Linked DNA regions of Homo sapiens: all the other regions are linked to region 1. Evidence: chromatin contacts called from ENCODE Hi-C or POLR2A ChIA-PET data. All regions are on one chromosome and are shown on one strand. Each heading gives the region's core, a stretch centred on a gene start or an enhancer-like site at or near the end of the contact. The rest is flanking DNA. Distances are from core to core; before and after follow the strand shown.

Region 1 (4,075 bases), core at 176-2,675:
TCTGCTTTGCTTTTTAATCAGCCATTTACCAGCAACTGTTGCACTAGCCCGTCAGCACTCGAAGAATAAAAACAAACACACAGGACCAGGTAAAGTTCCCCTACTAACCAAAATGATCCGTTTCCTTAACACAATTTAAAAACCACAGCTAGGGGTGTGAACACAGGCATGTTTTTCTGTGTGTCTGTGTGCCACAATCTGTACAAATCCTTAATTCCCTTTTAAGGAACAGATATATAATGAAAATCCGAAAGGAAACACATTAGAAATGCAAAGAGGTTTGCAAAACAAGAGGCTTCTTTCATTCCAGAAAACCACACCAAAACAAGGGGAGAAAAATGAATGCAATGGATATGTGTTTGCCAAAGTTTCAATCCTGCCCGGTGGAGACACTGCACTGGCACAAATTTTGAGGAGAAAAAAAGGGAGTTGGGGGGACGGGGAGCAAGCGAGTGCGGCCTGCAACAATGCAATCTCCATTTTGAACAATGTGCTTCTTTCCTCTTATAAATCTAGTTTTTTGCCACTTGATGTGCCCTCCCATTTCCCCTCTAAAGTTTAGGGGTCGGCGGGGTTGGCGGGAGATCGGAGCGGGATGCACAGCACATAAGTGAGCAAGGGGGGAGGGGAGAGGAGGTGGGGAATGAGTCTGCAGCAACTGCGCTGGGTGGGTACCTGGAGTGCTGCTGAAGCTGCTTTCCGTGGAGTAACTGGCGTCCTCGTCGTCATCTTCCAGCTCCTCCGGATAATCGGAGTCATCGTCGTCCTCCTCCATGTCATCCTCCTAGTTGTCCTCAGACTCCTGGGTCTCCTCGGCATCGCCGCCCCCCTCCTCTTACTCCTCCTCCTCGCTCTCGTAGTCATCATACACCACTCTGTTGACAGCCCTCCGGGCTGCGGTGGTCCGGGCTAGGTGGCTGCCCCCGCGCCCCCGCCGGGCCCGTGCGCTGGTGCCGGCGCGGGGCGGGCCGGCGGCGGTGGCTTCCTCCGGCTACTGCTGCCCACCCTGGGCGAGCTCAGCCGCGTCTTGGGCGCCACCTCAGCCTGGCGGCTGCCCACCTGCCCCGGCTACTACCGCGTATCGGCGAGGGGAGCCCCCGATGGGTCCGGACGTGGGCGGCGGCGGCGGCGGGGCCGGGGCGCAGCGCTCCGCAGCGGGAGCCGCGGGCTGCTTGGTCGGCCTGCCCCGCCGGCCCCTCTTGTTGGAGCCCAGGCGGCGGGAGAAGGGAAAGCTGACGGGGAGGGCCGGGCGCAGTGGCGGCGGTGGGGAGCGCCGGGGCCGGGTTGGGAGGCCCGAGGGGCTGGGCGGGAGGGGCCCGGCCGGCGGAAGCGAGTGGAGGGAGAAGGCTCAACCGAATTGCTGGGGCCCCACTCAAGATCGCCTTCAACCGCCACCTTGTTTCTTCCCTCTACAGGAGCGCGGTCACGTGAGGTGCGCCGCCGCCCAGCCTGGGAAGGGGGCGAGGTGGCGCGGCGGCCGCTAGGGGGAGCGCGGGAGCATTGAGTCGGGGGCGGAGAGCTCGGGGCGCCTGGACTTGGCGCAGCACGGCGCTCCGGGTGCGGGTGGCGCGGCTGAAAGAGGCCCGCAGCTCCTGACAAGCCCCGCGTCTAAGGCCTTCGGAGACCACAGTCTCCGCGGACCCCTGGCTGGAGCCCAAAGCCTGCCGGGTCTCCTTCCCGCGACTCCCCTTCCGCGGCTCGGAGAGGAAGGCAGGAGAGCCCCCAAATATCGTTCCCCTCCCGCCCTCTAGGGAAACTGAGGCTGAAAGAGGCAGCGAGAGAAAGAAAAAAAAAGTCGCGGAGGGGGGCGGCCCGAGCGACCTAAGGGACGGGGCAGCGCCAGCGACCGAGGAAAATTAGTCGGGGTGGGGTACAGGGAGACAAGCCCCCAGAATTTAGGAAACTCCGAAGCTTGGAAGTGGAGTCCTGAATTGACTCCGATGACAACTGCTCCGGATCTGTGCCAGGAGCCACACCCCGGGCTGCCACGCCTGGAGGGAGGGGGGTCCCTAAGACCTGTTGCATGGGATCCCCACTCGGAAAGCCTCAGTAAACTCCAGAATGCAACTACTGCATGTTCCAATCTCCCGCCACCTTCCCAGTGTCCCAGCTAGGAGCCTGACCACCTTAGCAAGAACTTACCTCTCCTTTGCAGTGGAAAAGAGGGAATCCTGCCTAAAACCTACTTCACGGTGTTACAGGTCTGTATTATCGGGAAATAACCTTAATTTATTTACCTGACAAATCACTAGGTTTGAGCTCAGCCCAGGGGACGAATCATGGTGACAGTTCAGGCACCCTCAAACCTTATCACAGGGACTCAACCCTGAGTGGTTGAGGTCAGTTCTTCAGATAAGAGAAAGGTTTGCCGGGCACAGTGGCTGACGCCTGTAATCCCAGCACTTTGGGAGGCCGAGGCGGGCGGATCACAAGGTCAGGAGTTCGAGACCATCCTGGCTAGCACAGTGAAACCCCATCTCTACTAAAAATACAAAAAAAATTAGCCGGGCGTAGGTGGTGCACGCCTGTAGTCCCAGCTACTCGGGAGGCTGAGGCAGGAGAATGGCGTAAAATCCGGGAGGCGGAGGTTGCAGTGAACCGAGATCGCGCCACTGCACTCCAGCCTGGGAGACAGAGCGAGACTCCGTCTCAAAAAAAAAAAAAAAAAAAAAAAAAAAAAAAGAAAAAGAAAGGTTTCGTAAACATATGTTAATATTTATTGAGATAAGTGACAACCAAAAAGTAATTTAAACAAAAATACTTGGCCGGGCGCGATAGCTCATGCCTGCAATCCCAGCCCTTTGAGAAGCCAAAGCCGGACGATTGCTTGAGGTCAAGAGTTTGAGACTAGCCTGGGCAACATAGCAGGACCTCGTCTCTAGAAAAAAATTGAAAAATTAGCCGGGCATGGTGGTGCGCACCTGTGGTCCCAGCTACGCCAGAGGGTGAGGGGGCAGGATCGCTTGAGCCTGGGAGGTGGATGTTGCACTGAGCCATGATTGCACCTCTGCACTCCAGCCTGAGTGACAGAGCAAGACCCTGTCTCAAAATTTTTAAAAAAGAAAGAAAAATACCTAATAGGAGATGGCTTATTTCAATCTAGTTAGGAAAATGGAACACATATGTGAAATGAAAATTAAAATACAAGCACTAATTGCCAAATACATGCATTCAATACAGTTTGGTTGAGCTCTAAGGGTGGCAAATGTGTGTTATGTCTTCAGGGACTAGGTAAGTAATGTAAGTCAATAAAGTAGACAAGGTGAAGACCTAGGCCAATGGAAATGCTCATATTTTGTTTGAAGAGGGTGGCCAGGTGTGGTGGCTCAGACCTGTAATCCCAGCACTTTAGGAAGCCAGGTGGGTGGATCACTTGAGCCCAGAAGTTCGAGGTTAGCCTGGCCAACATAGTGAAACCCCATCTCTACTTAAAACACAAAAATTAGCCGGGCATGGTGGCATGTGCCCATAGTCCTAGCTACTCAGGAGGCTGAGGCAGGAGAATCGCTTGAACCTGGAAGGCGGAGGTTGTGGTGAGCGGAGACCATGCCACTGCACTCCAGCCTGGGCAACAGAGCGAGACTCCTTCACCACCCCCTCCCCCCCACCAAAAAAAAGAGAAAAGTTAAACAAAATAGACCAAAAAAACCCAACTCTTCTTTGAATGGATTAGCAGGTATTTGCTGTTTTGCTCCTTTATGCTTTAATGAATTTATCTTTCTGTGGCTTCAAGAAGAAAAATGTTAAGTCAGTGAATACTGTATAGGTTGAGCATCCTTACCTAAAATGCTTTGGATCAGAAGTGTTTTGGGCATTTTTGGAATATTTGCATTCTACTTACCAGTTGATCATTTCTAATCTGAAAATCTGAAATGCTCTAATGAGCATTTCCTTTGAACAGCATGTTGACACTCAAAAACTTTTGGACCTTGGAGCATTTTGGATTTCAGATTTTCAGAATAAGGGTACTCCACCAGTATCCTTTTATCTATGATTTAATATAGCCCTTCTTTCTTCAGAATTACTGAGTGACTCATTCCTGTAATGCTGCTGAATTTTTATTCATTTACTACCT
Region 2 (3,793 bases), core at 142-2,641, 260 kb before region 1:
CAGACGCCAAAGAGAGAAGATCGTAAACTACCCCCCAACCCCATTCAGACTTTCCCGCTTTCGTTGTGTGGGTTGGGGGCCTGGTTTCACTTCCATCTCCCCACCCTGAGGGAGGAGTGGGCAGGGCAGGGTGTCTGCCCGGTTTTTCACCCCTATGTGTAGGTTAGCCCCGGGAGGTTAACCCAAGAAACTCCAGTTCCCAGGGCTTCGCAGGGCCGGCCCGCAGGACCGGAGGGATGGAGACCCGAGCAGCAGACGGCGGGGAAGCCCTCGGGGCAGCCCCTCCCTCTCCTCGCCCAGGGGACCGTCCCCTGGCACCGCCACGGTCTTGGACTCCCGGGCCTCCTTCTAGGAGCAAAGCCGCTCCCAGCACTCTTTGCCTCCCTGCTCCGGCCGGGGTCAGAGGCGGGGGCCGGCTTGAATTTCAATCAGTGTCGCGGCAAGGCAGGTGCCGGGCGGGAGCTAATCCGGGAGCGGAGGAAGGGGTCGCCAGGCCGGCTTGCATGGCCAGGGACGGGGACTCTGCGGCGTCCGCTCCTTCCCCAGCTCCGGGAGCTCGCAGGTCGCGGGCGTGAGGGGAGGGGGAGTCACCGCCGTGACGCGGCCGCCTCTGCGGGAAAACGCCGTGTCCCGGGCACTGCACCAGCGGCGGGGAGGGGGCTCCGGCGGTGACAGGTCCGCGGCGCAGTGGCGGTGCTGTGTCCCGCAGGGAAGCCGCGGGAACCAGAGCGGGGGAAGCGGTGCGCGCGCGTTTCGGGGAGACCGGTCCCTCCGCCCCCTCCTGCCCGCGGGGACCCGGCCAATCCGGGGCGCTCCCGCGTCACCCTGAAACCTCCAAGTTGCCCGGCGTGGGGCGAGACAGGGGCGGCTTTTCCCCCCGGCGCCCCCTAGAAAGTTTGCCGGGCGGGGAGGGGGCACTCACGTCCTCCGGCGCCGCGGGCAGCCGCTCCTCGGCCTCGGGTTCCAGCTCCTCGATGCGCTCCGCCTCGGCGCAGGCGGCCACCGCGGGGCCCGGGCTGGGGTGCTCGCCCATGGCCGAGACGGGGTCCGGGGGCGGCGGCGGCTGCGGGGCTCGTCCCGGGGCGCCGGGCTAACTTTGCGCCGCGGCGGCCGCGCCGCTCCAGGGGCTCAGTGCGCGCCGCGCCGCCTCCGCGCCCGCTCCGCAGCCCGCGCCCGCCCCCATGGCCCCGGTCCCCGCGCCGCCGCCGCCTCCTCGCGACCCCGGGACGCCCGGCCCCTCCGCCGCCAAACTTCACTGCGCTAGCTGCCCCGCCGGCCTCCGCCTCCGCCCCGGCCCTCGCGCCCGGCTCCGAGGCGAGGGCGCCCTTGGGCCGGCCCCGGCCCCGCCGCTCCCCGCGCTCCCTTCCCGCTTCTCGCGGCCCCCGCTCTGCGCCCGAGTCTCCTCCTCCCCGCGGAGTCCTCGGGGGCGGCGCGCGGGCGGGGGCGGGGCTGCTCGCGGGGAACGCCGGCCCCCGCCCCGCACCCCACCCCGGGCGCCGCCACCCGGGCCCAGTCGGTCAGAGCGGCGCGGCCCGGGAGCGGGAGGGCTGCGGCGGGGCTGGCGAGGAAGTGGTGGCGCTGCCCGGGGCGGGGATGGGGACTGCGCCGTCCCCGGCCCGGTCACCACCGGCCTGCACTCCGGGCCCGGGCTTGGCTCTTCCATCGGCTTAACCATCACTTGGAGGTGGCAGATATGTGATGGAGACACTATGTTGGCGACGTCAGGGTTAACTAGGAGTGAATTGGGGGCGCGATGTTGTAAGGACGGGATTCCTGCCTCCCGCCCCATTATCCTTACGCCCTATTCACTGCGGTCTCAGATTCTGGGAGGTCTCGGGAGGCCCAGAAATGGGAGAAGTCAGATTGCGGGGTCGTGGGCCCCAAAGCCTAAATCTTGCCCTTCCTACACCCAGAGCTAAGTGACCATGCCCAGGCTTCATTTGACCACATGGACAAAGGTAAGCCCAGGGAAATGCCCCATCTGGGGAGAGGGACGGTAAAGAAACTAAAGCAATCAGAAAGGAAGTTAGCCAAAACGGAGTAGGGGATCTTTTAAAGAAAACAATCGATGCTGTTTCCCTGCAGGAAAGCGCCCCCAAGAGAGACCATCTCCCGAAGCAGAGGCTCTGGCTGTAAATGGTGCTAGTGGCCGGCCTGGCAGGGGCCAGCTCTCCCCAGAGGCTCAGGAGCTTCTCCAGGAGGCATCTCGCAGTCAGTCCCCAGCCCACACCAAGGCTGTGCCCTTCCACTCCTCTTGCTTTCCTCTTCCCACCACCCACTCACTCACTAGTCTTTGCCCTCTTCCTTCCTCTGGGAAACGGAACAGGCTCCTTTCCATTAGTGAGAGCTGCAACTAATGCAGTCATCTTCAGAAAGCAAAGACATAACCCCGTGCCCAGGATCCGAACTGCGACCATCACCCAGCAATGACTGCTCCCCTTAAACACCGAGAAGGGAATTCACTTGATTCTAATTAGGTGAGTTTGCTACAGACACCAATTTTCATCTCTGTTTCAGAAAGTGTGATCATTTCAACTATTTTTGTTTCTCACCACCCTCCTCCCCATCCCTACTCTACTAACAAGTCAAGATCCTGCCAAGATTTCCTTGTAAATAAAACTGTCTGCATGGGGTGTGATTTTGAAAACAGCCTTCAGGGGACAGAAGAGAGGCTGATTCCTTTGTGAAGAGGAGCCCAGAAGGACAAATGACCGCTGGGGCCCTGGGGTCTGTGTCGCTGCCTCCCGCATCCCAGGCTGTCATTTGCATGACCGGTATGGGTGTTGGCTCTGTTATACTTAGATCTCTGGGACTAGAGAAGTGGGCCAGGAAGTCTGGTTCCAGGGGAACTGGAAGGAGAAGGGCACAGAAAAGGGTTGGCCACTCTGCTGGGATGCCCAGCCACCCTGGACAGTGTTCTGATACCAGCTACCCAGGGAGCTGCCTCTTCATCAGCCCAGGGACAGCTCTTATCAACATATCCAACTCTGTCATCCCTTCGTGGGGAAGGGAGCTTAGCAGGCTCAGTTCTGTTCCTGAACATGTATTAAGCTCCTACTAAGTACCAATGACAGAGCTTTGAGAATACAGAGGTGGATAAGAACCAGACCCTGCCCTCCAGAAATGGATAATTGGGGGTGACAGTCACATTCAACACAAGGGTAAGTCCTGGATTCAAGGGAAGCCCAGAAGGTGTAGAACTCCAAAGGAGGGGGTCGCTGTGGGTCCAGGAAGGCTTCCCAAAGGATAAGCCTCCAGAACTAGGCAACATGGAAAAGGTGAAGGAGGTGTTCCAGGTAGAGGGAACAGCACGACCAGGCTTGTGGAGCAGCATCATATGGGAGGCAAACGACAAGCAGTTTGGCATGGCTGGAAACTGGAGCACGATGACCAATCTAAAGAGCCCAGCCTGGACGGGAAGGTTGTGAGGGGCTGTGAGTTTCATGGGAAAAGAGCTTGGACTTTACCTAAGGGCAATAGGGAGCCATTGAAGGATTGTGAGCAGTAGAGTAATATTTAAAAGATCCCTGGCCAGGCGCGGTGGCTCACGGCTGTAATCCCAGCACTTTGGGAGACCAAGGCGGGCGGATCACGAGGTCAGGAGATCGAGACCGTCCTGGCTAACACGTTGAAACCCTGTCTCTACTAAAAAAATACAAAAAATTAGCCGGGCGTGGTGGTGGGCGCCTGTAATCCCAGCTACTCGGGAGGCTAAGGCAGGAGAATCACTTGACCACAGGAAGCGGAGCTTGCAGTGAGCCGAGATCTGCCACTGCACTCCAGCCTGGGCGAC
Region 3 (4,232 bases), core at 1,533-4,032, 300 kb before region 1:
GTGAACTCGGGAGGCAGAGCTTGCAGTGAGCCGAGATCACACCACTGCACTCCAGCCTGGACGACAGAGTGAGACTCGTCTCAAAAAAAAAAAAAAAAAAAAAAAAGGGAGGGAATTCTGACCCATGTTACAGCATGAATAAACCTGGAGGACCTTACGCTAAGTGAAATAAGGCAGTCACAGAAAGCTAAATACTGTATGATTCCACTTAGATGAAGTATAGAGTAATTAAATTCATGGAGACAGAAAGTAGAATGGTGGTTGCCAGGGGCTGGAGGGAGGAGGGGGTGGGGAGTCATTGTTTAGTGGGTACAGAGTTTCAGTTTTGTAAGATGAAAAGAGTTCTGGAGACAGATGGCGATGATTGTACAATGTGAATGTATGAATGTACTTAATGCCATTGAACTGTACATTTAAAATGTAACTGTATACTTTAAGATGGTACATTTTATGGTATGTACATTTATCACAATTAAAAGCAAAAGTACAGAAGACTTTTTAAGAGACAGGGTTTCACTCTGCCAACCAGGCTGGAATGCAGCAATGCAATCATAGCTCACTGCAGCCTCAAACTCCTGGGCTCAAGTAATCCTCCTGCCCCAGCTTCCCAGGTAGCTAGGATTATGGGCATGTGCCACCACACCTGGCTAAATTTTTTATTTTTTGTAGATATGGAACTTCACTATGTTGTCAGGTTGGTCTTGAACTCCTGGCCTCAAGTGGTCCTCCAGCCTCGGCCTCCCAAAGTGCTGGGATTACAGGCTAGGTGCTCACGCCTGTAATCCCAGTGCTTTGGGAGAGGCCAAGGCAGGAGGAATGCTTGAGCCTGAGAGTTCGAGACCAGCATGGGCAACATGGCGAAACCCTGCCTCTATAAAAAATTAGCTGGGCGTGGTGGTGTGCACTTGTAGTGCCAGCTACTCAGGAGGCTGAGGTGGGATGATCGCTTGAGCCCAGGAGGTGGAGGTTGCAGTGAGCTGAAATTGCACCAGCACACTCTGGCCTGGACAACAGAGTGAGACCCTTTCTCAAAAACAACAGGCCAGGTGTGGTGGCTCAGGCCTGTAATCCCAGCACTTTGGGAGGCTGACGCAGGCGGATCACTTGAGGCCAGGAGCTCAAGACCAGCCTGGCAAACAGCAAAACCCCATCTCTACTAAACATATAAAAAAATTAGCTGGGTGTGGTGGTACATGCCTGTAACCCCAGCTACTCTGGAGGCTGAGGCACAAGAATTGCTTGAACCTGGGAGGTGGAGGCTGCAGTGAGACGATATTGCGCCACTGTACTCCAGCCTGGGCAAAGGGTGAGACTCTGTCTCAAAACAACAACAAAACAAAAAGTGCTGGGATTACAGGCATGAGCCATTTGTGCTCGGCCCCCTCTGAGTAAATATCTTATTATTTTTCTTTTTTTTCCTTTTGAGACAGGGTCTTACTCTATTGCCCAGGCTGGAGTGAAGTGGCATGATCACGACTCACTGCAGCCTTGACCTTCTGGGCTCAAGTGATCCTCCCACCTCAGCCTCCCAACTAGCTGGGACTGTAGGCACACTGTACCACACCCGGCTAATTTTTAAATTTTTGTAGAGATGGGGTCTCCCTATGTTGCCCAGGCTGGTTCAGAACTCCTGGGCTCGAGCAATTCACCTTCCTCGGCCTCCCAAAGTGCTGGGATTGTAGGGCGTGAGCCACCAAGCCTGGCCTAAGTGAATATCTTATCTGAAGACAGTGTCTCTTTCACTATGTCCTGAGTGATAATATCAGGCAAAGTAAGTTAGAATGTATGGACAGCTCTCTCCTTTATCTGAGGTCTCCAGCCTCCATGCCCCTCCTGGGCCCTATCTGGGATAGATGTTAAATGCGCCATCCTTATTTTTGGCCTGGTTGGCCATCAGTGGGGTGGCTCAGAATTCCTTCTTCTCTGTCATTTTCATTTGTGAATTTGAGATAACAACTGCCCCTTATCTCAGTTCCCCACCTCATCAGGTGGTTGTGAGAATGAAATGAATTAATATATGTAAAGCACTAAGACCACTGCCTGGCACACAGTAGGCATCATCTAAATGTGTGACAGTATCTTGACCTGAGACAAAGACGGGGAGTTTGCCCTGCAGAGTGGCTTGAAAAAATCTGAATCTGAATGACTCCAGTTTTGCCACAGCACCTCCCAGGCCCGCTTTATGAGTTTACAACATCTGCCTGGACCCTGAAAGCCCTGGAGCTTGCCAAGCTGATCCAGTCCATCCCTCTGCCGCACACTTTAGGGAAGAAGAAACTGAGGATTCAGGAGGGCTGGTTCAAGGTCACAGTGAGTGAATGGTGAGCTGACTGGGCTCCTGGTCCAGGGCTCTGTCCACCCACACTTCAGAGGTCACATTCCATGTGCCTGGGCCGTCTGTCCCAGCTGCCCACAAATGGAGCGAAAAAACGCCAGTAAATATGACCTGCCTCCCAGCAGCCGAGGGGTTAAACTAGAGAGTCCCCGCTTCCAACCAGCTGCCTTACTTCCCTAATCCAATATTCCCGCCAATAAAATCAGTGCACTGAAACAACGGGAGAGAAGAAAAAAAATCTCACATGCAGCCAGCACTGCTGCTGCTATAAAAGCTGGAAAGCCTGCAGATCTTTGGGGAATACAAACCTTTTGCAGGCCCTTTAATTTCATTCTCCCAGAGCCTCAAAGAGTGAGATAGTACTCACCCACAGCGAACAAGTTGGTAACCAGTCCCCTCAGCATCTTGCTCACCCAAACGGGTTAAGAGTGCAGAGGCTGAAAGCCAGGCAGGGAGCTTCCATTCCAATACAGCTTTCTATATCTATCCCTGGTAGAAACGGTTTCTTGTGAAATGACTTCAAGAAAACCCAACACAGGGAATGTGAAAGTATGACGCAGATAAATTAGGGAGTTGATTCTTTGTCCTACAAAAATATTTTTCCTTAATAAAGTAAACCTTTTTTTTTTTTTTTTTTTTGAGATGGAGCCTGACTCTGTCGCCCAGGCTGAAGTGCAGTGGTGTGATCTCGGCTCACTGCAAGCTCTGCCTCCCAGTTTCAAGCCATTCTCCTGCCTCAGCATCCTGAGTAGCTGGGACCACAGGTGCCCGCCACCACGCCTGGCTAATTTTTTATATATATATTTTTTTTAGACGGAGTCTCTATCTGTCGCCCAGGCTGGAGTGCAGTGGCACGATCTTGGCTCACTGCAACCTCCGCCTCCCGAGTTCAAGCGATTCTTCTGCCTCAGCCTTCTGAGTAGCTGGGACTACAGGCACCTGCCACCACGCCCACCTAATTTTTGTATTTTTAGTTGAGATGGGGTTTCACCATATTGGCCAGGCTGGTCTCGAACTCCTGACCTTGTGATCCGCCTGCCTCAGCCTCCCAAAGTGCTGAGATTACAGGCATGAGCCACCGCACCAGCCAGTTTTTTGTATTTTTTAGTAGATATGGGGTTTCACGTATTAGCCAGGATGGTCTTGATCTCCTGACCTCGTGATCTGCCCACCTCGGCCTCCCAAAGTGCAGGGATTACAGGCATGAGCCACCACGCCCGGCCAATAAAGTAAACTTTATAACAGAAATCTTTAGTGTCTGTTAGGCAACCATCTTCCCTTGTGCTTTGACAATGTGGTTCAGTTTGTGAAAATTCAGACCTCAAACATTTTGGGAAAACATCAATCATACAGAGCGAAGTGTAAGTAAATATCTTGTAGATTAAAAAATGGAACTCTGGCCAGCAGGAGGCAATTAATAAATTATTCAATTAGGTGTATCTGTATATTTCTAGTGTTTAAAATAAGAAGTCTTGGCGGGGCATGGTGGCTCACGCCTGTAATCCCAGCATTTTGGGAGGCTGAGGTGGGTGGATCACTTGAGTTCAGGAGTTCGAGACCAGCCTGGGCAACATGGTTAGCTAGGCATGGTGGCACGAGCCCGTGGTCCCAGCTACTCGGGGGGCTGAGGCAAGAGGATCGCTTGAACCCAGGAGGTGGAGGTTGTGGTGACCCGAGATCACCCCATTGCACTCCAGCCTGGGTGACACAGCGAAACCCTGTCTCAAAAAAAAAAAAAAAAAAAAAAAAAAAGAAGTCTTGATTATAGGGCTTTTTGCATTCCAGATCTTTTGTTGAAATATTTTGTCCATTTTTTCATCTCCCAAACAACTGTTTTGTGAAGATGGGATTACCGATGAGACAACTGGGGCTCCAAGAAGTTGAGTAATAGACTCAT

What was found. A loop is a pair of places that touch in the nucleus more often than their neighbours do. ChIA-PET counts read pairs that join two places held with the same protein, here RNA polymerase II (POLR2A). Pooled maps may share reads with other maps.
Region 2: a loop to region 1 is called in a pooled map, with 2.0 times the contacts of the local background. The contact joins the promoter of RHBDL3 here to the promoter of LRRC37B in region 1. A Hi-C loop is called at or near these places in 1 of 50 pooled maps.
Region 3: a loop to region 1 is called in a map of endothelial cell of umbilical vein, with 4 times the contacts of the local background. The contact joins the enhancer-like site here to the promoter of LRRC37B in region 1. A Hi-C loop is called at or near these places in 5 of 168 maps with a recorded cell type or tissue (B cell, IMR-90, chondrocyte and 2 more), 3 of 37 single-sample maps with no recorded cell type and 10 of 50 pooled maps. POLR2A ChIA-PET finds 5 or more read pairs at or near these places in 1 of 52 experiments (OCI-LY7).

Annotation. Positions count from the first base shown.
Region 1 is chr17:32,004,733-32,008,807 of GRCh38, reverse strand. LRRC37B (leucine rich repeat containing 37B) reads right to left here and starts at 1,425. Exons shown (of 15, transcript NM_001321350.2): 1 at 676-1,425. It overlaps LOC124903972, which reads left to right and starts at 1,101. Exons shown (of 4, transcript XM_047437248.1): 1 at 1,101-1,432; 2 at 2,103-2,201. The coding sequence starts at 1,101. RefSeq lists silencers at 1,020-1,369, 1,410-1,459 and an enhancer at 1,502-2,424.
Region 2 is chr17:32,263,430-32,267,222 of GRCh38, reverse strand. RHBDL3 (rhomboid like 3) reads right to left here and starts at 1,391. Exons shown (of 9, transcript NM_138328.3): 1 at 923-1,391. The coding sequence starts at 1,033. It overlaps LOC105371731 (a long non-coding RNA gene), which reads left to right and starts at 1,772. Exons shown (of 3, transcript XR_934665.2): 1 at 1,772-1,958; 2 at 2,327-2,477.
Region 3 is chr17:32,309,626-32,313,857 of GRCh38, reverse strand. The region is part of intron 7 of RHBDL3 (rhomboid like 3); the gene reads right to left. Among named protein-coding and RNA genes, the nearest start is that of C17orf75, 30 kb to the left of the region's middle. Within about 2 kb of position 2,782, at least 2 of the 41 ENCODE cell types and tissues checked have a DNase peak (open chromatin) inside an H3K27ac peak, as active enhancers do; they include OCI-LY7, where a contact is called at or near this core.